3 separate regions of the Mus musculus genome follow, and all the other regions are linked to region 3. A link is a loop called in an ENCODE intact Hi-C map of the cell type or tissue named here. Cell type or tissue: left cerebral cortex. All regions are shown on one strand.

Region 1 (8,000 bases), 170 kb after region 3:
AGGCTGCTCATAGTGGAACCCAAGCAGATCGAGCTGACGTCATCTGGACAAAAAGGCCATCTCCTCCTGGCCTCTCCACATTTGGAGGCTAGCCTTGCTCTCTTCCAAGCCCCAGGTCCACCCCATGAGTCTCTACAGAGGAAAGTTTCCCTAACTGCCAAGACGCTCCACTGTAAAACTGTTAAGAACAAATTCGTTAAATTTCTGTACAGACTAAAAACATAAGCCCAGCAGTAACTCTGAAAGCTTTGCCAAGGTTTAATAGGATAATGTAAAGCGGACTTCTCTGACAGACCACCCAGCAGTCTGCCTGGAGGGGTGTGGCTTTTACTTTGGTTCTGAGGTAGGCGCTCCTCAGGTGTTAGCAGTGTGGGTTGTGGGTACAAGCCAGGGTCCTCTGGGGGTTCCTCACACTTCAGCACAAAAATCACTTGGGGTACTTGCTAAAAAACGAAGCTGTGACTCTTCCTGCTCCCCTTGGTTCCCCAAGATGGAACTGGGGTCTGACTTTTATCAAGGCCCCCTGCTTCCCCTACCTGATAGGCAGAACATAGAGCCTCCAACTGCGAACCTTAGAAACAGGTGGGGCTTCCAGCTCTCTACTTACAGATGCCATCTTTGATGAGATTTAACTCTTTCAGCCTCACATAGAATGCTCTGGGGGAGAGAGGCTTGCAGTCAAGCCCAGCCCAGGCTCCCGCAGGGGTACGGCCAGCTTTGGTGGGGCTTCAGTAGGATACTCTGGAAAACCTCTTTAAAAGCGAAGTTCAGGCGGGGTGTTGCTCTGGGGCAGGCCATTTGCCTACATATACAAGGCCTTGGGCACACCTCTAGCACCACAAGAAAAAAAAAAAAAAACATCAAAATTACCTTCTCCCAAATCCTTAACTGTCCTGCAGACGGCTTGCCTGCTGCACAGCATCTCTGTAAGGAGCCCTCACCCTCCCTCCTTTCTCACTTGGCTCCTTTTCTTGATGTTGGGTGGTGATGATAGTGACCAAACTGGCAGGGGCTCGTGTCCTTTCACAGGGCAGCAGAACTTATACCCACAGATTTCAAGGAAATTGGGCTCTGGCCATATAGACATCCAACACCAAGCACTGCTATTTCCCTGCTGGCCTTTGTATCACTGGTGTGGGCAAGCTTCATCAGGGTTAGTCTGTTGCCCTGGAACAGATACATGCTAGCAATGACTGTGAAACTGCCTTTCAGTTTGGGATTGCAATCTGGCCGTATGCAAAAGCATCCCAAATCCAGGTATCTGTCACAATTCAGTGGTTCTATTTGTATTATATTCTGGCCAAATATAATTTTAAGCAGCAAGCAACCTAGGCAAGGCTAGACGGAACTCCCCTACATGATGGAAAAAGAAAGAAAAGGAAACTAGTAAGCCCCACACCTTTATCATGTATCCAGCATTGCACTTGGGGCTTCTCAGGTTTAACTGCTGATCCTACTATTAGTAATGTAAGCATATCCTTATCAGAATTAAAACCTGTAGTTAATGGCTAGCAACACGGTTCAGTGGGTAAGGATGCTTACATCCAAACCTGACGGCTTGATTTTGACTACTGGGACCTATCGGTAGAAGAAAACTGATTTCCATAAGTCATCCTCTAACCTCCACATACAAGCTGTAGCATGCAAACACACATATGCACACACACACACACACAGAGACGCACACGAGCACACACATACACATGATAAATATGATCTAAAATAAAATTTAAGTATGTAGTTAAGTCCACAGCTTCCTGAAATCCACTGTTCCAGCCTTGATGTCTGACATATGTTGATATGTCCCACCACAGTTCATTTCAGTCCACCTATGACGTAGCAACCAGTTCCCAGATGCCCTGAACATTTAGCAATTGGTTCTTGCAAGCTACACTGAGCCAGCACCAGCACAGCTCTGCGGCACAGAAAGGTCCAAGGACATTCATTATTCAGTGTGGCGGAGTGGCAGAGTCAAGGTTGGAGTTTAACTCCGGTGCCTAGAATCTGACCACCACTCAGTGTCAGCCATCAGCATCACAAGGGAATGTGACCACTCGGGAACACTAATGGAGCATTTCAACGCATATTAAGACAACAGTGCAAACTCTTTACAATAACTCTATGGAATCTGACTTTAGTGGGGTTGTCTTAAATAATTAATGAAATGATTTGCATGTGGCTGATGGGGGGGGGGGAGTCTCCAATTAAGCACTTAAAGCTACCCTTTGCACATCCCCAGTCACAAAGAAGTTGCACAGCTGTCGAGTGGTGGCCAAGGGATTGGGTCTATGTCTGATTGCAGCCGCTTAACCACGTTTGATATTTACGTGAAAAGAGGAAACCGGCTAAAGCGTAGTGAATCTCTGGGCGACAGAAAAGCAAGCCTTTGAACCCCGAACCCAGAGTCAAGCAAATAAACCTACGTTTAAAAAAATCCATCAGCTAAGAGTAGAGCAGGTTACCCAACACCCTGGCTTTAGAGCCCCACCCCTCCGACGCGGCTGCTCTAATGGTGAAGACAAGAGAAAGCACACAAGGTGTCAACACAGCTCCTGGCCACAACCTAAGCCATCAAAGAGTGTTAGGTGTTATTAAGAACAAAAAGGATGGCACGATTCAAATCACCATTTCTGCACCGTGGGTTCTTTGTCTTGCCAAGTTGCCCCAAACTGTGGGTCAGGCAGGTTCAGGGGGAAAAACAAAGTGACTCCCCCGCCGTGTCACACAAGTTCCTCCCCCGCCCTGGTGTGCAGCCACCTTGGGACTCCACTTTTTTTGGCGCCGCGGGGCCGGCCACTCCGGGGATGCAGAGGTCCGGCGGAGCATCCTTCCCATTCCGCCCGAGAAAGAGGCTGCACGCAGGAGGGAAGCCTGGCTTCCCACGCTGCCTCGGAGTGAGGGGCTGTTAATGTGTCTCCCGTGGTTCCCAGACCTTCTCTAGAAAGAAAGCTGCTCTGACTCCCGCTTCAAGCCCAACTTCCTCCCCGGGCGGCTCCCCGGCTCTGCGCTCCCGCCGCGGCTGGGACAGAGCGAGCGGGGAGGAGCGCGGCTGCTGTCCGGGCGGCACAGCGAGCCGCGCCAGGGGACCCGGCGACCCCGTCCTTCCCGCGCCCAAGCGCCCGCAACCGCTTACCAGACGGCGGCCGCTTCCTGCTCAGTCGGCTCACGGCGCGGGTGAACATCGCCGCGGGCGTCCAGAGGACGGAGCAGCCGGGCAGCGCGGCGGCTAAGCCCGAAGAGGGCAAGGAGGAGGAGGAGCCCGCGCGACGCCGCCCCTCCAGGCTCCGCCCGCCGCCTCCTCCCCGCCGCGCTCCCCTCTCCCTGCCCACCCGCGCCCGTGGGCACTGGGTCCAGCCCTCAGTTACCCGCGCAGGGCAGGGCGCGGTGGCCCCGGGTGACCCTCAGCTCCCGCGCACATCCCGGTCCCTCCCCTCGCGGCCTGGAGACATACAGCGTTCGGTGTCCCTGCCAGGCCCGAGTCACCTCCCAGATCGCCCCCGGGTCTACCCGATTCCGTGGGCGCGCGGCCTGCTCACGCCGCGAATGCCCGGGAGGCGTCACCAGAGTCCCGAGCCAAGCCGCCGCGAGTGGGCGCCCACTCTGGCCCACGCCACGCCTGTGCCGGGGCTTCCAAGCCCCGGGACAAACCTCGGAGAACGCTGTCTGGAGCCTCTGCGGTTTCAGAGTGGATCTGAGCGCGCCAGCACATTTTTTAACTTGGACGACACTTGGGTGCAGTCTCAGGAGAACCTTTGCGCTCAACTACCGGAATCCTGTAGATCCCAGCGCCGGGCTCAACGCTCCTCCTGGTGCCAGTCACCTGCTCAGCGCCGCGCTCCACGCTCATCTAGTTTCCCATTTCTTTTTACCAAACAGCCCAAGAGGGGGGTGTCGTTAGCCCCATTTTCTTGAGCATTCGGTTTGCAAGGAATTGTCTTTCTGGCGAGTTTTATTTTTCTCCTTGTGGGTCTGGCTTTGTCTCGAAATTGGTCTTTATTTTTAGCTGTGCTAATTGCTATTTTTCTAAACCATTCCCCAGTCGCCCCCCCAACCCCCCGCGCGCGTTCTTTCGCAGGATTTTCACTAGTTGGCACTTTCCTTTATATCTTCTATTCTGAGCTTCCCATTTTGCTCTATTTTCCTCCCTTTTTGTCCACCCTGCAGTCCCAACGCCACCTCAGCCCTGGCCCTCTGTGGTTATTCACCATCTCTCTGCCTACCCTTCCCCACTCCATCATTTCCAAACACGGCCATTTGTGCTATCCAAAGAGGATGTTCCGTCCCCTGAAGGCTGCAGAGGTCTTCAGCTGCGGCTTGCAGGTGAGCACCATCAGTGTGGCTTCCAAGCCGGGGTTTCTGAATGTCTCCAGCTGCTATTGCCGCCCGCCCCCCCCCCAAGCTTCCTGGCCATTGAAATAGCTCTTGGGTCATAGGCTCTGTAAAAGCTGAGCCTAAACCGACACAGACACAGACATAATGGTGCTCTCCTTTAATCCCAGCAACCCCAGCACTCCGGAGGCAGAAGCAGGAAGATTCTTTGAGTTAGAGGACACCCTGATATACATAGCAATGTCTAAGGCAGCTACATAGAGAGTCAGAAGGAAGGAGTCAGAAGGGAGGGAGGGAGGGAGGGAGGGAGGGAGGGAGGGAGGGAGAGAGAGAGGGAAAGAGGAAGGGAAGGGAATGAAGGAAGGAAGGAAGGAGAGAGAGAAGGCAAAACCAAACCATCCCAGTGGGATCACTGCATTCTGAGAACAGTAACAAAATTTTCCCTGCCCACCTCCATTGAAAGCGTCCCCAGAGGCTGATCACAAATACACCGAAGCTAACACAGGAAAGGAGGAGACTCTAGCACAATGGAGTAGAAGTTAGACACAGGCAGCCAAAGCCAGCAGCACTAGCAGCCAGGTTCTTCCCACCGTGCCGGCAGCAAGCCTGGTGTGGTCTAAGACATGCTCCGAGGGAGGCCGTACTGAGAGAACAGCTCCAAGCTTCTTAGACAATGGGAAATAATGGGGAAGGTTAGCAGCTTTAGGTCCCCTTCTCCGTCCTGTGAGCTTGTCAAAAGACCGGGGCTAAGAGTGAGTAAACAATTTAATTTTCTTTTTTGTTTGACTCACAAAATCGGTACTGGGAGCTGGAGAGATGGCTCAGTGATTCAGAGCGCTTGCTCTTGCAGAGCACTGGGGTTCAATTCCCAGCACCCATGTCCTCTCACAGTCATCTGTAACTCCAGTCCCAGGGGATCTGATGTCCTCCTCTGACGTCTGCAAGCTCCAGACGCACGTACGCTACACATTCATACCTGGCAGACAAAACACTCACATACATAATGTCCAAAGATCCAAAAGCCAACATTCACGTGTCGTGTGCATCAGACCCAGAATAAAGTAAAAGGCCTATGCTGAGATACAGCTCTGATCCTGGGGATTGAGGTGGAGGCAGAGGCTGCTGGATCTCTGTGAGTTTGAGGCCAGACTGATCTACATAGAGAGTTCCAGAATAGCCAGGGCTACACCGTGAGATCCTGTCTCAGAACAAAATAAAACAAGTAGGAGGGGAAGAGCCCCCCCCTCAAGCTGTCAGAGCAGGATCACCTTTTCACACAGGTATGTTCTAGGCACAATCTCTGTCCCAAGCGAAACACACATCCTCCGAGGGATCCCCAAGTCTCTCTCCCTCTGCAGCTTCTCATTTACACCCTCAAAAGCAATGATGGCAGCTGATTGGCCCAAAAGGTAAACAGGTTAGGCCCCATTCCTCCCACTGCTGGCTGTACATTTAGATCAAGGACCACCTATCACAGCAGACAAGAAGCAGTGGCCTTGGAGTTCTTCCAATAGGTTGGAATTTCAGAGAGTAAGCTTTACTGGTCAGTTGCCTTGTTCTACCCAGGAATTTAAAACTCTGAGGATGGGCGAGATGGCTCAGTAGGTACCAGAACCCACGTGGTGGAAAGAGAGATCCGACTCCTGAAAACTGTCCTCTGACTCCCACATTCACACCATGACACATGCACTCGTGTTTTGTTTGTTGAAATGGGGTCTCTCTAATGCAGCTCTGCCTGGCAGTCTTAGAACTCTCTACATAGACCAGGCTAGCCTTGAAGTTTACAGAGCTCCACCTGCCTCTGCCTTCCTAGTGCTGGGATTAAAGGCAATATGCCACTACACCCAGCCCAATATGTATACTCTTAAAACACTTATACAGTGTGGGGACTAGAGAGGTGTGTCCGTGATTAGAACACTTGTTGCACTTGCAGAGGCCCTGGAGTCAATGCTCAGGAGCCACATCGTGACTCACAACCACCTGTAACTCCAGTTGCAGAGAATCTAACAAGCATGCATGTGGCATACATGCATGCATGTGTGCAAGGAAAACATTCACACACATAAAGTAAGGTAAAAATATCTAAATAAATAAATAAGTGTTGTAAAATTCTGTTAAGTCTGGCTAGTGCTGTATAGTTCAGTTGCTAAGCAAGCACCAAGCTGTGGGTTTGATCTCCAGCACTAAGTAGAACAGGGGTATGTGATGAATAGTGACTGTACATATCTGTAACGCCAGCACTCGGGAGGAGGAGTCAGGAGGGTCAGAGAATTAAGATCACCCTTGACTACATAGTGAATTTAAAGCTAGTCTGTGCTACATGAAACTCAGTCAAAAAAAAAAAAAAAAACAAAAAAAACCAAAAACGTTAAACTGTTAATAATTGTCTTCATTTTGTGACATACATACACAATTGTATATAATACATATGTATTTACATGGGAGTATGTATGTGAAACCCTTTGAGGTAGGGCTGAATATACAAATGGATCAACTCTAGGCTCCAAGTCAACCCACCTGATACCCGTCCTGACCGTGCACCTGACCAGCACAACGTCCTCACAAATCACAGCCTCATGGGGACAGGATGACACCTACATGCTGAAGGTGTGGTTGCAGCAGTAAGAAATACAAAAAGCACCTGGCGTAGTGCCTAGCACATGTAGGCGCACAGAGAAATCACTGGAATCTAGACTACTCCCACTCCCACTGCAAGCTGTTTCCGTAAATAGTAAACCTCAGCCTACACACAGGCGGGAAGGTTTTGGGAGTGTTTGCTTTGCTTATGTGTGGTGCTGGGGATGAAGCCCAGAGCCTTGTGGTGCTAGGCAAGCTATCTCTACCGCTGAGCTAGACCTCAATCCTGGTTTTTTGTTTTTTTCTTTTTTAATTAAAGGGAGTTGACACCGTAGTAACCCTGTGATGTGCACAAGGTAGTTACTAATAGTAGCTCTTGCAAGATGTAAGCCCTTACGCTACTCAATTGGTTGAGGAGGCAGACACGGTAAGATGCTATTTGGCATTGTGCATGCGAGTCTTTGAAGTATTTATGTCCGTTGAGCCAGTAAATAATTTGACAACCAGTCATTTTTGCCCAAAAGTAAAAAGAATAATCAGTGCAATTATTACATGTATCATTGCATGTTTCTTCTTGGTGCTATTTATAGTAGATAGAAATGCCCACTCGGAAGATGACCAAGCTACAACACACTCCTTTGATAGACTATTTAACAGTTGTAAAAGACCATGTGCTGGAAAGAAATGTGACTAAGTTGGCAGAGCACTTTCCTAGCATGCAGGAAGCCCTGGATTCCACCCGCAGCAACACATAAACTGGGTGGTGTAGTGGATGGTTTTAATCCTGGCCCTCAAGAGGTGGATGCAAGCTATCAGGAATTCAAGGTCATTGTTGACCACGTGTCGAGTTTGAGGTCAGCCTTGACTACATGAGACCTTGCCTAAAAAAACCACCAACAACCACAAAACAAAAGACCAAATGAAGCTCATGTGATGTTGTGCAAGCAGACTTTTAACAAAACTTTCACAGAAAAATAGAATCCCCTGGACCCACATCTCAGTGGAACAAGAGAACTGACTTCCTGCAAGCTGCCCACTAACCATGCACATACACAATAAATAAGTAGATAGATAGATATGTGGGTGGATGGATA
Region 2 (8,000 bases), 220 kb after region 3:
GATGCAATGATGACATTTCAGGTATTTTAGATACAATGTAACTGTCATCTTCCTTGAATATATACTTGCTAGGCCTTCCCAGATACTTGCTAGCTTTCCCAGATGCTGGAAGATCTCACACACAGAAAGATTTTCATTCAGGGGGTATAATATGTTTAGGATGTTTTCAAGTTTAAAAAAAAAAAAAAAAAAAAAAAAAGATGTTTTCAAGTTTCCCAAGCCAGATGTTAAGCGAAATAAAAATGTAAAGTATAAACAATGCTCAAAAAATATCTGTTATCAACACTGAATATACATATGGACCTTCTTTACTGAACATATTTTCTGTGCTACGCATGAAGCTCTGAGAAGCTAGCTAGTCAGAGGTCCTGAATGTCTATCCACCGTCGTCGATTCCCTAAAAAGTACTTTCCCCATCAGCTAACCCAGCCAAGTGGACTCTGACCATCATACCAATCAATACTAGGCAGTGGGAGGCAAGAGAGACAAAGCAGTAGGCTGACTCTATGTATTTACTCCAGGCAGGAGTAGTAGGCCTGGAGAGGCTGGGAAAACCCAAGGTGCTCACTTTAAACAATGAATTGGAAATTACTCAGACTAAGGAAAAAAAAAAAAGAGTGCCACACTATTTGGAAAGGAATACAGACGCTGAGTCATCACTCTGCATGGGAGGGGGGGCCGGCGGAGGGGGGTAGGAAACGCCAATTAAGCGGTTGGAAGATGCGATTCATTCATTAGATTGGGCTTCAGGTGAAACCCGACAGCTATACCGCGAAAAATAGCACTCAAAAGACAGGTAACAAATAGCGGGAGCAGTCATCCTTTTATCCAACTCCGATGGTCCGGACGCACAAACGGATTAGGAAGCGGCATCACTAACTGAGCGAAAGGAGTTTAACTGGTTGTCAGGTTGGCGCAGTAAGCGCTCAAAGTAAACTTCGTTATCCAAGGGACAGAGGTGGTGCACGGTGGCGAAAAGCAATCACTTTGGCACTTCAAAAGCAGCAGGCGCTAGGCGGGTGTTTCTGACAGCGTGGGGCACGTGGGGCAGAAAGAGACAAGGGGCTCCTCTGGTTAAAGAGTGGTAGACTGGGGAGAAGGACTCGGAGCGACTGAGGCTGAGGACGTGGACTGCTGAGGACGTGGACTGAGGCTAAACGTTCAAGCCAAAGGATGCAGTAGTGGTCCCACCCCCGCCAAGCCCTGCCCCCGTAGGGACCCACAGCTCCTGGCTCAGCCCGGAGCCCCCAAAGCACAGGGGGAACAGTAGCTCTCCCGCGCCTGACAGCCTCAGCCGTGCACAAGCCCAGCCAAGCAAGAGTGTGCAAAAGAAGGGGTCGGGAGGAAAAAGTCGAGACAAGCCCTAGACCCTAGGAAGTGACTGTGTTTGGGGGGGAAGGGAGGGCTTCCTTCTCTGGGAAGGGGGACAGATGAGGAATGCACTTCACAGCCGCGCCACCGCGACGCCCGGCTCTCCGCTTCTAGTCCCGGGCTCCTGCTCTCCCTTCCTCCCTCCGCTTCCCGCAGTGCCCGGGCCACTCGGTGCCTGGCACCCCGGGTCTCGGGTACTCACAGAGTCCGGGGCTGTCCGTCGTCTTCCATCATGGTGGGTGCGACGGAGTGATCCCGGGACAAGGGGGAGGGCAGGGCTGGGGAGGGGAGGGGGCGGGAAGGAAGGGGAGGGGGGCTCCGGGCGCCGGCTGGGGACAGAGGAAAAGGTACTGAACCCCGCTCTCGGGTCCGCTCCCCCCAGCCCGCTCCGGACACTGCGCTCCAACCAGGAGGAGCAGGAGGAGGAGGAGGATGAACAAAATGGCCGCCACCACCAGCCAGGCAGGAAACGCGGCAGGGCGCAGGCGCGGCCCGCCAGGTCACTGCTCAGGCCAGCTGCGACGGCCTGTCCGGCAAAAGTAGCTAAAGAGACAGAAAGCCCGGCCAAAGAGTACACCCTGCGACTGGACACGACGGAGCACGTTGTCGCTGTGGGCCTGCTGGCCAGTCAAGACCTATCCGGGTCCAAGAGAGACCCAACACAGAGAGAAAAGCCGCGAAACCAAGTCTCCGGGAATTGCGGTCCCGGGAAAGTGGGGGAAGCCCTTCTCCAGTGGCCTTCTGGGAACTGTAGTTCAAGGCAGACCCTGCGCCTGCCGGAGCGCGAAGGAGAGATTTCTGGGTAGTGTAGTCGTACGTGAGGACGTGCCGCGACTAAGTAGTCGGCGTGCCGGGATAGAGCGAGGAATAAAAGGCGGGCGGCCGAAATAGAGAGGAGCTGTCCGGGAAGTAAACTACAAATCCCAGAGTGCCTCGCGCCGGGGCCCGCCCCAGGATCGCTCTTAGCATCTTAAGGCTCTTCTGTTGGTCCAGTGTGAGCTTCTGCTCCGCCTCCGTCCAGCCCCAGAGCGGTTTCTTCAACTGCAGATCAGGCGGTGTGCTGGCTCCGCGTGGTTCTCCCGTCAGCCGGCCTTGCCCGCCTCTACTCTCAGAACTGCTGGTCCGTGTTCAACAACCGACGCCTCACGCGACGGGCAAAAGAGTGGCAACTCTGAACCCGGAGAGATGTAGCGGACATCGGGCAACACCAGATCCAGCCTTGTCTTTGAGCACGTGTTCTAACCAGATAGGCCTTTCTAGACTATACCGCTTGTAACTTGCTTTACAAGTTCCACAAGGATCGCTACCCATTATCTCATCGGATTAGTGGGTAAGGCTGCAAAAGAGCAGCCCCTCATTCAAATGGCTTGTACCGCTCTTTCAAATCCCTACTTAAAACTTAAATATTCGCGTGGTGGCGCACAGTGCTACTGAACAGGAGGATAATGGATTTAAGGCCAGCCTAGAAATAGATACCAAGACCTTATCAAAAACTAATAATCAGTGAAAACAGCAAAGAGGCTCAACGACCAGGTCTCATGCCAAAACAGTCTGGAGTTCGGTATTGGAGGACACGGGCTGCTAGTATTGAGATGCTAAAGCAAGAGAGGAGATAGAATCATGACAATCTACTGGATGTACACCACATTTGTGGCTGAGGCCCCTAGGGGTCAGACGAAGGGATGGCATTCCCTGCCTGAGACTGGAGTTAACAGTGGTTGTGAGCTGCATATGAGTGCTGAGAACCAAACTGGAAGCCACTGTAAGTGTGCTCTTAACCAGCTCTCCCGTGCCCCCAGCTGCACACTGTCTCATTGAAGGAGAGAAAAGGTCTGGTGGCCAACAGAGAGCTTTGGGGTAGCTTATAGATCTGCTTAGCTGCATACTGAAACCCTACCTGAATTTACAGGTACAGTGGGAGATTGGAGGCTGCTTCTCCATGAGCCTAGGAAGGAGAGAGTAAGTCTGAACGAGAAACGGATTATATCCCAAAGTGAAAAAGGAAAGAGCAACTGGGCGTGGTGGCGCACGCCTTTGATCCCAGCACTTGGGAGGCAGAGGCAGGCGAATTTCTGAGTTCGAGGCCAGCGTGGTCTACAGAATGAGTTCCAGGACAGCCAAGGCTATACACAGCAAATCCTATCTCGAAAAAGCCAAAAAAAAAAAAAATTAATTTTTTTTTTAAAAAAGGAAAGGAAAGAACTTCAGAGAGCTTCAGAAATCTACACAAGTGAAACAAAGGGGTCAGAAAAAAAAATAGGGAAGGGAAGAGGTGGGGAAGGCACCAAGCTCAGCCTCAGCCATACAGTTCCCATCCACTTCCAAAAGGTAAGCCAAATGAAACGCAGGCAGTCCTATACCCAGAACAAGCCCACAACCCTTGTAAGCCTTAAATCCAGGTTTGACGCAGCAGTAATTGCCCCAGCAGAAAAATTCAACAGCAGAGAGAATCTTATCTTGTCACACTGTATGACTCAGAGGCCAGTAGCCAGAAGCAATCTGAAGGGAGAATCTATTTTTAAAAACAGCTACCTGGGGACCTGAAACCAGGGAGCGCCCACAGAGCCTCAACCTGTTAGCATCCCAAGACAAAGAGAGGTCCACACATGCTGTGTAGAGAGCAGGAAAGCTAGTCACCAACAAACCAAAGGATGCAGGTGACAGAATGTTCTCAGGCTGGGAAAACCATGGAGAAATTATTAGGTGGCTATGAGACCCATGGGTGGATCAAATTCTAGAGTCACCTACCTGTTACTACTGTTAGTGCTTAAGGATACTGGCATTCCAAGGGGTGTTTCTGATACCCACAGCTGGATCCCTCCAGCAGGGTGGTTAGTATTCAGGAGGTCTTGTAAGCATGAAGCTGGGGCCTCTAGCTGTCCCAGGCTGCAGTTCATACCCCATTGCATTTAGGAGACGCCCTTCAGCTAAAAGGGTTATCCCAGCAGTGTGATGTGGAGAGTCGGGACAGAGTGAGAAAATCTGCCTAGTCCACAGAAAGTAAAACTTGACCAGCAGACATCCCTGCTGCACAAAAAAGAAAAACAGCCACTGTGAAGACAGATCTGGGAGACAGGAGACAATCAGTACCCATTCCACAGCATCATAAGGCATAGGAACACCAGAGTCTCGCTTCAACTGACACCCCCTCCTTATGCTGAACATACAATCTTTCTTTTTCTGAACTCTTTATTTTTCAGAGGTTGTAAATTTTGGGTATGTGTATGGGTAAGTGCACAGGTATGGCACGGCGGTTCCTGAGAGGCCAGAAGCATGAGCTGCCCCTGAAGCTGGAGGTAGTTAAGAGTCGCCCAACAATGTGGGTACTAATACTGAAACTCGGGCTCTCTGCAAGAACATTGTGTGCTCTTAACCACTTAATTTGGTCTCCAGTTTTTTGAGAACCTGGAAAGAAGTCACTCTAATGCCTCAACTTCCCAGTAAGAACCTTTCATTCCCCAACCTAAGCCCCCCTTGTTACTTAGCCTCTCTGGGTCTGTGAATTGTAGCATGATTATCCTTTACAGCTAATATCCACTTATAAGTGAGTACATATGTTTCTACAATATAACATGTCAGCAATATAAAAAAATATCTTGGAATAGCTCAGTTGGTTGAACTGAGGCCACAAGTTCAACCTCTAGCACAACAAACATTGGTTATAACCATGCACACGTGTAGTTGCAGAACTTGGGCGGTGAAGAAGGCAGGAAGATCAGAAGTGTAAGCTCTATAGTGAGTACAAGGACATTCAGGGATACATGAGAATCTGTCTCAGAAGAACATACAAAGTAAATATTTAAAGCTCTGATGAGAAACATTAACTCATTTATAAAGGCAGAAGAAGATCAGACCCCATCAGCAATCCTCAAATCCAGGGAAGCATGGAATGGTATATTTCAGCCCTGAAAGAAAATAATTGCCCATCAAGATTTCTGTAGCTAACAAAGCTATCTTTTAAATTTCACAGGCATTTCAAGTCAAGCATAGACTAATACCGTACATGACGGTCAGACCAAGGCTGGAGAAATACTTAAAAGAATGTTATACAGAGGAGAGGGGAAGTCTCAGTCACAAATCACAAAAAAAATAATGAATTTCATAAAACGAATAGCTGAACAAATTAAAACTAAGAAGGAATCCATCATGATCTACACAGTAATCCAGGGAACCTCTGATACTGATAGGGGAGAAAGTAAAAAACAAACAGTAATCCAACCAATGAGAGAAACAGTGGACAAAATTACAGTAGTTAGTATGCATCTCTCATACTAGTACCCTTAAATATAAATGGCCCCACCTTGCCAATAAAGCGATGCAGAGTGTCTAACTAGAATTAAAAGACTATATCCAACTATCCGTTGACTGCAAGAAACACATCTCAGTGATGAAGACACTAACAGACAAAGTCGAAGGATGGAAAGCAAGCCAGGGGAAACAAAAGCATGCTGGCATAGCCGTTCTAACATCGGATAAAGTAGATTTCAAAATTAAAGAAATGAAGGCCTCTATATATTAATAAAGGAGAAAATGCATGAAGAAGACACTAAACAATTGTGTATATGTAAAAATCCATTTTTCTTTCCCATTCCCTGCTCCCAGAATGATGACTCGAGACTATTTATTAATAAATGCCTTGGCCACAAGCTTTGGCTTATTCCCTGACTGGCTTGTAATGTATTTAACCCATTCAAACTATTTTATGTCTTCCACATGGTTAGTTACCTCTCCTTCAGTTCCGACCTGCTTCCTTTGTGTATTCCAAGCATCTTGCTTGGACCTTTTGCACCTCTATCTCCTAGAATTCTCTCTCTTCCTGCCAGTGCCCCACCTTTTTCTTGCCTCAACTCCTTGGCCATCAGCCTTTTTATTGACAGGTGATGCTTTTAAGAGATGATAGATAGATAGATAGATAGATAGATAGATAGATAGATAGATAGATAGATAGATAGACAGGTAGGTAGATTGATAGACAGGTAGATAGATAGGTAGATATAGATGCATGGCTTCTGATATTGAGTGGTTCTAGTATCCTAAATAGGTAACACAAACTAAAAATAAAACCTCAGTTAAATACATCATAGATCAAATAGACTTAACCAGTATCTTCAGGATATTCCATCCAACAGAAACAATATACATTTTTCTTAGCAGCTATGAAACATTAAATAGACCATAAAATAGACCACACTCAACATCATAAAGTCTTATCAACTGCACAAAATAATATCTCTTATTAGATAATAGTGCAATCAAACTAGAAATCGATTGCAAGAACTATAGAAACTATACAAATGCATAGAAACAATAACACACTCTGGAATGAGCATTGAGGAAATTAGAGAGGAAATGTTAGTTTGCAAAAGCAAGTGAAAATGAAAGCAGAACCTTTGGGATATGTCTAAGGCAGTTAGTTCCAAGAAAACACTCATAACTATGAGTGTGTGATGGCTATTCCTGGTTGTCAGCTTGACTATATCTGGAATGAACTATGATCTAGAAATGGAGGGTACACTTTTGATCCAGATCTTAAGGCTGGAAGACACAAGCTTCTGACCCAGACCTTGACATGGCATGACACCCACTTTTGAATGAGATCTTGAGGCATAGTGGTCATGAACAGCTTAGGTCCAGGCAAGGTAGTACATGCCTTTAATCCCAGCAGATCTCTGAGTTCAAGGCCAGCCTAGGACAGAGCAAGTTCCAAATCCAGGCATGGTGGCACACACCTTTAAGAAGGCACACACCTTCTGCTGGAGGCCTACATAAGGACAATGGAAGAAAGAAGGCTCACACTTCAAAGCCTGCTTGCACTTACTTGCCAGCACTTCTGTTGGAACCTGCTTCTTCAGGAATCCAGCTTATACAAAAGACCAGCTGAAACACCGAGCCCTGTGGGACTGAGCGACTACTGGATTCTTGGACTTCCCATTTGCAGTTGCCCATTGTTGGGTTAGTTGGACTGCAGACTGTTAAGTCATTACGATAAATTCCCTTAATATGTGGAGACCTTCCACAAGTTCCAAGAACCCTGCCAAATACAGAGTGCGTACATCAAAAAAGTGGAGAAATCAATGGTGCACCTTGAGTTTTCAGAGAAACAAGAACAAACCCAAAGCAGCAGGCAGAAAGAAATAACAAAATATAGAATTTAATGAAATTAGGAGTAAATGATAATTCACAAAGCTCATCAGACAGAGACAAAGTCTTTGGGAAAGACTGACAAACCAAAATAGTTAAGAGAAAGAAAAGATACAAATCCATTAAATTATAGATGAAAGGGGGGGGAGGTTGCTATAGATGCCAATGAAATGGAGAGAATCATTAGAAAGTATTTAGAAAACATTAAAAAAAACTAGAAGAAATGATTGTTTCTAGCCATATATAACTGAAATCAAATCAAGAAGATATAAACAGCTTAAAGACAGCCATAACCATCAGTAAGATTGAAGTAGTAGAAAACAAAAACAAAAACTTTCCAAAAAAGAAAAGGCCAGGACCAGATGGAATCGCTGCTGAATCTACCAAATCTTTACGGAGGAACCAACATCATTGTACCTCAAACTTTCATAACGTGGATAAGGAAGAAACACTACCAAAAGCAACCTATGAAGCTAGTTTTACTTAGA
Region 3 (8,000 bases):
TGACCCCAGCCCTGCCCTCAGCTTGCTGAGACCCCTTCTGACCCCAGCCCTGCCCTCAGCTTGCTGAGACCCCTTCTGACCCCAGCCCTGCCCTCAGCTTGCTGAGACCCCTTCTGACCCCAGCCCTGCCCTCAGCTTGCTGAGACCCCTTCTGACCCCAGCCCTGCCCTCAGCTTGCTGAGACCCCTTCTGACCCCAGCCCTGCCCTCAGCTTGCTGAGACCCCTTCTGACCCCAGCCCTGCCCTCAGCTTGCTGAGACCCCTTCTCCCCACAGGAAGCCGACTCTGTGGCGCCGCTTACTTCTGGATCAGGGTGGCCTCCGCCTCCTCCTCACAGCACTAACGCAGCCAGCGCCACACCCACTCTTCCTCTTCTTTGCAGCAGACTCCCTGTCCTGTCTCCAAGGCCTGGTATCTCCCACTGCAAGCCCAGTCCCTCTACCTGCCCTGCCCTTGGAACTTGACTCACCTCCCCCTTGCCTCTACGAACCTCTGCTGGGTCCGGCCCCTGCCCCAGCTCCTGACCTGCACTTCGTTCTGGATTCAGGCCTACAGCTCCCTGCTCAGCGGGCTGCTTCAGCTGCTGCCTCCCCTTTCTTCCGGGCCCTGCTATCCGGCAGCTTTGCTGAAGCCCAGATGGATTTGGTGCCGCTTCGAGGCCTGTCCCCTGGTGCAGCGTGGCCTGTCTTACATCATTTGCATGGCTGCAGGGGCTGTGGGGCTGCTCTGGGGCCCGTACCCCCACCTGGTCAGCCCCTGCTGGGCTCCAAGGCCGAGGAAGCTCTAGAAGCTGCTGGCCGATTCTTACTGCCTGCACTGGAGGAAGAGCTAGAAGAAGCTGTGGGCCGCATCCACTTGAGTCCCCGGGGTGGCCCGGAGTCAGTGGGCGAGGTATTCCGTTTAGGCCGGCCCCGGCTGGCTGCCCACTGTGCACGATGGACACTAGAACCAGGGCAGTGCCCAAGAAAAAGGGCCCTGGCCCTTACGGGGCTCGTGGAAGCAGCAGGCGAGGAGGCAGGGCCCCTCACTGAGGCTTTGCTGGCTGTGGTAATGGGGATTGAGTCATAGTGCATATGCCCTAGGCTAAACTATTGGCATCCCTGGGAGAGGACCCAAGGGATGAGTTGGCTGTAAAGGAGGCTTCTCTCAGCCTGAGAGAAGACTGCAGAAGGCGCTATCCTCAGGGACGGAAGAGAAAATGGAACTGGATCCCAGGATGAAGATCTAACGATCCATAACTCAAAAGCCAATACCAGAGTCTGTGCAGGAGTCCAAGGGACAGCTCAGGCCCAGGGTCTGGCCTGACTCAGCACTATGGTATTGAAATTAAACACCTGAGATTTGAACACTGCTGCTGTGTGGGGTCGTCTGTGTGCTTTCCCCTGGGGGGGTACCCCACCCACTTACCTGCTGAGAGCTCCTCGATTTGACTCAGGCCATCTGGGTTTCAGGGTTCAAAAAAGCATCTCCTGAGGGCTACTACAGACCTGGGGTATGGTGGGTTTTCTCTAGGATGGAGTTTTGAGCCCCAGTGGAGGCCTGCTTTCTGTTTATAAGTCCTCATTGCTTAGACACAGCCACCCATCTAAATACATAACCTGGCCAGGGTTAAGAGGTTTGGGCTGGGTACTTGTGTGGAGCATGGCAGAACACTTCTGTCTTCTGACTGTCCTTTACCTGTCAGGCTGTGTCTGTTCCGAGCTCTTGAGCCAGTTTTTTCAAAAACCATTTATTAGTGTAGTAGGTATGTGCAGGCCGTGCTCCCTATGTGGAAGTCGGGACAACTTGAAGGGAACCATTCTCGGCTTCCATCATCTGGCCCTAGGGACCAAATTCAGGGCATCTGGCTTGGCAGAAAATACTTTACCTGCTGAGCCATCTTATCGGTCCAAGCCAGTTAAATGTCAACTGCTTAGTGGGAAACCTGCTATGTTCGTATGGTTTCTGAGGCCCATTCTTAGTCACTTTCAGAGAAAGCCCCTCTGCTGGCACACGGGTGAAGGAAGGGTTCCCTTGCCTGGGCTCTCAAGAGCCCTAGACTAAGCCTGCCAGGGCCTGGGCATTTCAGAAAGGTGAGGTAAGATGGTTCTTGCTGACCCTGAGCCTCTGGGGTTTCAAATCTCTGCCTAGGTTATGCATTAGGGTGTGCTGTGGTGGCACACACCTTTAATCCCAGCATGGAGGAGGCAGACCCAAGAGTACCTCTTTGGAGTTCTAGGACAGTTCCATAGTGAGATCCTAACTTTTGAAAAAAATGTACTTAGGCCTGGTCCCTTTCTGGTTGATTTAGGCTGGCATGGAGGGCTATGCTGGGCTTCAGTATTTTTACCAAATTTCCCAGGTTCTGACTTGCTCCAGAGTTGGGGCCCCACATTCTATGGCTTAGATCTGTCCTCCAGGATGCCTGCAAGACAGCAGCCATCTGTCCATACCCATCTCCAGGTGTTTCCAACTTGACTTCTTTAGGGGTCAGTTCACAGACAGCTTCATATCACTCTGTGGCTGGTCAGTGGCGTTTTCTTCTCTTTCACCAGTACCTTAGGAAAGGGTTATTTTGGAACGGGCTCTGGTCACCTCCTCCGTGTTAGGAATGGGTTTGTTATCCTGGGAGTTTACATGGGGTTAAGGTCTGAGGTTTGCTTTCCCTGTTCTGTGTATCTATTCCCAGGTCTGTCTTTCAGGGAAAGTCCTGCCTTAGAGTCTGGATCTCTGTTCTCTGTGAGACATTTCTTATTATGTATGCCTCCTGCCGTTAGGCTGGCAGTCAAAACCTGTAGTCTGCCAGATCCTTAGAATGTCACTCCTGCCTCTAACCAAATTCCGCAAGTCTTTTTAAAATGCCCAGGGTGCGAGCGGGGCCCTACTTTGAACTCTGCTGGCTTTGGGAGGTGCGGGCTTGGGGCCCTCCGTTTATGAGACTCCTTAGGCAGGAGCTATGGAAGAACCACTCTGACTTGGTTTCAGCTTTAGGGACTCGCTGCCGCTGAGGCAAAGGCTGGGGTGTGGCCTCCTCTAAACAGAGCCACAAAGCTGGATTGGGTGGGCCCTAGTGCTGTCTTTCTTCATGTCTCCATGCTCCCCCTTCATCGCTCCCCCCCCCCCCACTGTATCCCAGCGGGTCCCGGCTTCCATACATGGTCACGGCCCTGCTTCTAACTCCCTGACGTCCCCCCCCTCCCCGTCCTCCGCCCCCACCGGACACGGCCCCCGCCCTACTCTCCCCAAGCTGTCCGCCAGCGCACCGCCATGGAGGACCTGGGTGAGTGAGGAGATCCCCCTAGCCTCTCATCCTTCCCCGCATCTATCCCCTTCCCAACTCACACTTCTTCCCCATCTCAGCTTTCTCTCTCCATTTTCTCGCCTCAGCCTGCCTGTGCCTCCCTCCCAAATCCACATACCCTTTCCTGCCTCTCCCTTTCCTGCCTCGCTTGCGACAAGCCGCTCCCTCCGTTCTTCCCTGGCTCTCTCTGCTCACTCAATCCTGCTTGTGCAATGGACAAAGTGTTGAGGCACCCACGGGGGCCTGGATTCAGAGACTCTGGGTAGGAAGGGGTTAAGAGATCACTGAGTCCCGGGACTGGGAAAATAGACTAGAGAGGAGAGTGTGACCTGGAGTTTCGGAGATGAAAAGGACCTATATCAGGGTTTCAAGAAGAGTTGAGTGCTCCCAGGTAGAGCAGAGGTCAAGAAAGTCCTCAGGGCAAGAAAGAGAATAATAGAGAATGCCAGGGTTATAGAAAGAAGTCTAAGGCTTCTACCGTAGAGGCTCGGAGAAGAGTAAAGGGACGGGGCGTAGATAAAGCGCCCCAGGCATCTCGTCCCCTCTATTCGCCTAGGCTGAGACTAGAAGACTCTGCTCTTCGTGGCAGAATTTCTAGATCCAGCAGCAGAGGGCGCTCGTCAATAATAGTACATGGATAAGACGTACACCAAAAAGCCGCTCCCTGCCAGGGCCACTTAAAGGACAGGGCTAGACTTCAGTGTGGCCAAGTGGACCAAGCTGGGGAGAAGTAGTAAGTATGTCACAGCAAACATCTAATCAGGAAGTTGGGTGTCAAACATACAGCCGATTGAACAATTTGGGTACAGTAAGAGACAATCTGGGCTGCACCAGAAAAGATGGAGAGAATAAAAGATCATTAGTTGGTTTGTACTTGGCTCCCAGGGTAAGTCAAGGGAGAGGTCTGATCATAAATACCCCGCCACCCCATCCCTCCCCCTCCGCCCCTCCATCCCCACTCCCCCCGCGCTACTATTCTACTTTTTTGCCTTGGTCTGACCCTGTGAGTATGGTTTTGGCCGCTGCCTTTAACACCGGCTTTCTACCTTTTAAAACACGGACACTTGAAATCCTTTATACTCTAACCTCTTAAGACCTTGACATCCCCTCCTTCCCAAACTCTCACCCTGAGGGCCTCTCACCACAGATGCCCTGCTCTCTGACCTGGAGACCACCACTTCACACATGTCACGGTTAGGGGCTCCAAAAGAGCGCCCACCAGAGACACTCACACCTCCCCCACCCTATGGCCACCAGCCACAGGTGAGATGAGATTTTGGGTTCTGGGGGTAGCCATTAGGGCCTGGGTTGGTCTGGGCTAGGGGACATCAGAGTCTGAGTGAGGCAAGGAACATGACTGTCCTTCCACAAATACCTCTACTCTCTATAGACAGGGTCTGGAGAATCTTCAGGAACCACTGGGGACAAGGATCATCTATACAGGTGAGGGGCCTGGGAACTGGGCTAGGAAGATGGGGAAGCCAGTTTCAGTTCAGAGGAGGGGACTCGGATTCCCTACCCTAAACCCAGGTTCCCTCCTGCCCTTAGCACAGTATGCAAGCCTCGGTCCCCAAAGCCTGTGGCCCCTGTGGCTCCTCCATTCTCCTCTTCCAGTGGTGTGTTGGGCAATGGCCTCTGTGAGCTAGACCGTTTGCTTCAGGAACTTAATGCCACCCAGTTCAACATTACAGGTACCAGGGTTACCGAGACAGTCTTGGATGGCTTGGGGACAGGGCAAAGAAGGGCAGAGTCTAAGGGACTCAAACTGTCCGAGGAGCCATTAAAGGACGGGAAGCCTTCACTGGGAGGGTGGACTGATATGGGCTCCTTGCCAGTGTTGTTCTCTCATCTCTCCAGATGAAATCATGTCTCAGTTCCCATCTAGTAAAATGGCTGAAGGGGAAGAGAAGGAGGACCAATCTGAAGACAAGAGCTCACCCACTGTGTGAGTTTGGTAGAGTGGGCAGGGCTGGGAAGCGGATGATGGGTCCTGCATGCCTGACTTACCAGAGGGGTGTTAGGCTGGCAGGTTCTGAGGTGATTCACGGTGTCCTCCACAGCCCTCCCAGCCCATTCCCTGCCCCCTCAAAGCCTTCAGCCACCTCCGCCACTCAGGAACTGGATAGACTGATGGCCTCGCTCTCTGACTTCCGTGTTCAGAACCATGTGAGTCTGCAAGGATTTTGGTCCGTGTCACTTTGTGGCTCACCAATCCAGTCGTGATGCTTCCAGTCTGTGGCTTTGTTGACTCAGTGTCCTCTTTACTGCAGCTTCCAGCCTCAGGGCCACCTCAGCCTCCAGCAGCGAGCCCCACCCGTGAAGGATGCCCATCTCCACCAGGACAGACTAGCAAAGGCAGTCTGGACACCATGCTGGGCCTGCTGCAGTCTGACCTCAGCCGTCGTGGTGTCCCCACACAGGCCAAAGGCCTCTGTGGCTCCTGCAATAAACCTATAGCTGGGCAAGTAAGTTCAGTACCTTGAGCAGTGGCATATACTCACATATCCACCTTTAAGAATCAGACTGGCGTGGTGGTGCACACCATTAACCCCAGCACTCAGGAGGCAGAGGCAGGCGGATTTCTGAGTTCGAGGCCAGCCTGGTCTACAAAGTGAGTTCCAGGGACAGCCAGGGCTATACAGAGAAACCCTGTCTCGAAAAAACCAAAAACAAACAAACAAAAAAAAGAATCAGACTTTGTGGTTTTTCCCTTTTAAAATGTTTCCTCACTCTTTGAGAATTTAATGCATGTACAGGTTAGATACAAAGTGAGATTCGTGTTAGATACAATGTATCTTAACACCTTCCTCTATTTCTTCCAGTGCCCCTTTATATTCCCAACTTCATGTCATCTTTTTTTTTTTTTTTTAAAAAAAGTCTACCAGGTACAGTTAGTGCTTCCAGTGTGTGAATGGGTGTAGGGCCATCCTTTGGAGCACTGGCCCCTGCCAGGGGCTACATCCCTGAAGAAAACAAGTGCCGTCACCTAGGAGCCAACAACTGCCAATCACTCCTCAGCTAGGGGAAGGGCTAAATGAGCCCCTTCCTCATTCTTGCTGGAATTTTGACTGGCTCCATACTGTGTAGGTCTCATGAAGGATCTACAGCTCATGAGCGTGTGAGTGCACCAGCCAGGCATGCTGAGAAAGCACAGCTTCACAGCTGTCAACCTCTGGCTCTTACAACCTGGCCACGCCCTGTTCCGTGATGCTCGCTGAGCCTTGTGGGGACACTGTGGGAGATAAATGCTCCAATTAGGACTGTGTGTTTGCCCCTTTCAATGAGTATCTTGAAATGGAATTTGTTTTTCCTTGTGATGTTGAGGCCAGAACTTAGACCCTTGCATTTGTTAGATAGACTTCCCCTCACTAAGCTTTGCCCTAACTCTTGGGACAGGTGTACTGGAATTATAGGGATGCACGGCCCCTTCCCAGGTTATATGTAATTCTTGGAGATTGAATCCAAGACTGTGTGTGTGCTAAGTGATCAGTCTACCACCTCTAGCCCAACCCTTGGGATTTTGAGACAAGGTCTTATGTACTATGTAGCACAGGCTGCCCTAAAACCCATGATTGTGCCCCCTTTACCTCCCAAGTTCTAGAAATTTTAGCATGTGCTACTATGCCCACCTGAAATGGACATTATTATTTATATTTTATGTGTTTTTTGAAAAAAAATTTGAGGGAGTGTCTCACTGTAACCTAGGTTGACCAGAAGCTCACTCTGTAGCCCAGACTGGCCTTGAACTCAGGGCTATCATCGTCCTCCTCAAGCCTTCTAAGTGCTGGATGTACAGGAGTGAGCCACCATGCCCAGCTATGGTTTATGTTTCCTTCCTTCCTTCCTTCCTTCCTTCCTTCCTTCCTTCCTTCCTTCTTTCTCTCTCTCCCTCTTTCTTTCTCCCTCTCTTTCTTTCTCCCTCCCTTTCTTTCTCCCTCTCTTTCTTTCTCCCTCCCTCCTTCTCTTTCTTTCTTTCTTTCTTTCTTTCTTTTTCTTTCTTTCTTTCTTCCTTCCTTCCTTCCTTCCTTCCTTCCTTCCTTCCTTTCTTTCTAAAATGTGCATTGGTGTTTTCCCTGAGTTAATAGGCTCAGCTGCCATGTAGGTGCTGGGAATAGAACTCAGGTCTTCTGGAAGAGAAGCCAGTGCTTTTAACCACTGAACCATCTCTCCCAGCCCCCTATTTTATGTTTTCTTAATTTGAAAAGTTGCGTGTGTGCTAGGGACTAAAGCTGGGGTTTTATGCATGCTAAGCACACCTTTACCATTGAATACTCCTAGCACCATGTATATTTATGAATGAGAAAACGGAAACTCTTAGTGATAAGCCATAAGGTAAGAACTCCAACCTGTTTAGTATTTGGTGTGGCCCTACTGTGTGCTGACCACTGTACTAGTTCTTTTTCAAACCCCTATTTCATTTAATCTTCCCAAAGGGCTCATTAGTTTTGCTTGGTATCTCTCGGGAATCATAAAAACTGTCTCTCTTTCCTTTCTGGTCCAGAAGTCCTGCTTCTTGGATCATGGATCAAGGTGTGACCTCTGTGAGGCTCTAGGTACTCCAGACTTCATGGGAGCTTCCTCTACTAAAACTCACTCTGTATCGGCATAAAGAGGACTCTGTTTTCTAGCGTGGTGCCTAAATAGACTTTAAAGTAACTAAACCTTTCGTGGGCCCTTAGAAGGAGTGTGGCCCAGATACACCACTATGCCTTGCGTGCTT

What was found. Hi-C counts contacts between places; a loop is a spot of excess contacts. Peaks named below come from ENCODE experiments on the same cell type or tissue, not always from the same donor. Only the 100,000 strongest peaks of a DNase experiment are listed, where the experiment ranks them.
Region 1: a loop joins it to region 3, with 2.0 times the contacts of the local background. A loop is called at or near these places in 3 of 42 quality-filtered maps.
Region 2: a loop joins it to region 3, with 4 times the contacts of the local background. A loop is called at or near these places in 8 of 42 quality-filtered maps.

What each region holds. Positions count from the first base shown.
Region 1 is chr7:128,414,933-128,422,932 of GRCm38, forward strand. It overlaps Rgs10 (regulator of G-protein signalling 10), which reads right to left and starts at 3,240. Exons shown (of 5, transcript NM_026418.2): 1 at 3,134-3,240. The coding sequence starts at 3,182. In left cerebral cortex, a CTCF peak has its summit at 3,560; DNase peaks (open chromatin) are centred at 2,951, 3,297, 3,642, 4,253 and 1 more place; H3K4me3 peaks cover 1,661 bases; H3K27ac peaks cover 416 bases.
Region 2 is chr7:128,459,552-128,467,551 of GRCm38, forward strand. Tial1 (Tia1 cytotoxic granule-associated RNA binding protein-like 1) reads right to left here and starts at 2,122. Exons shown (of 12, transcript NM_001347640.1): 1 at 1,574-2,122. The coding sequence starts at 1,605. Gm32816 (a long non-coding RNA gene) reads left to right here and starts at 2,169. Exons shown (of 4, transcript XR_378509.4): 1 at 2,169-2,701. In left cerebral cortex, a CTCF peak has its summit at 3,011; DNase peaks (open chromatin) are centred at 867, 1,024, 1,884 and 2,243; H3K4me3 peaks cover 2,323 bases; H3K27ac peaks cover 1,106 bases.
Region 3 is chr7:128,243,750-128,251,749 of GRCm38, forward strand. It overlaps Armc5 (armadillo repeat containing 5), which reads left to right. Exons shown (of 6, transcript NM_146205.2): 6 at 276-1,351. The coding sequence ends at 1,068. It overlaps Tgfb1i1 (transforming growth factor beta 1 induced transcript 1), which reads left to right and starts at 3,063. Exons shown (of 11, transcript NM_001289550.1): 1 at 3,063-3,259; 2 at 4,428-4,543; 3 at 4,671-4,723; 4 at 4,829-4,971; 5 at 5,138-5,225; 6 at 5,341-5,446; 7 at 5,551-5,745. The coding sequence starts at 3,247. In left cerebral cortex, a CTCF peak has its summit at 3,878 (motif pointing right); DNase peaks (open chromatin) are centred at 396, 2,971, 3,410 and 3,885; H3K4me3 peaks cover 2,036 bases; H3K27ac peaks cover 2,084 bases.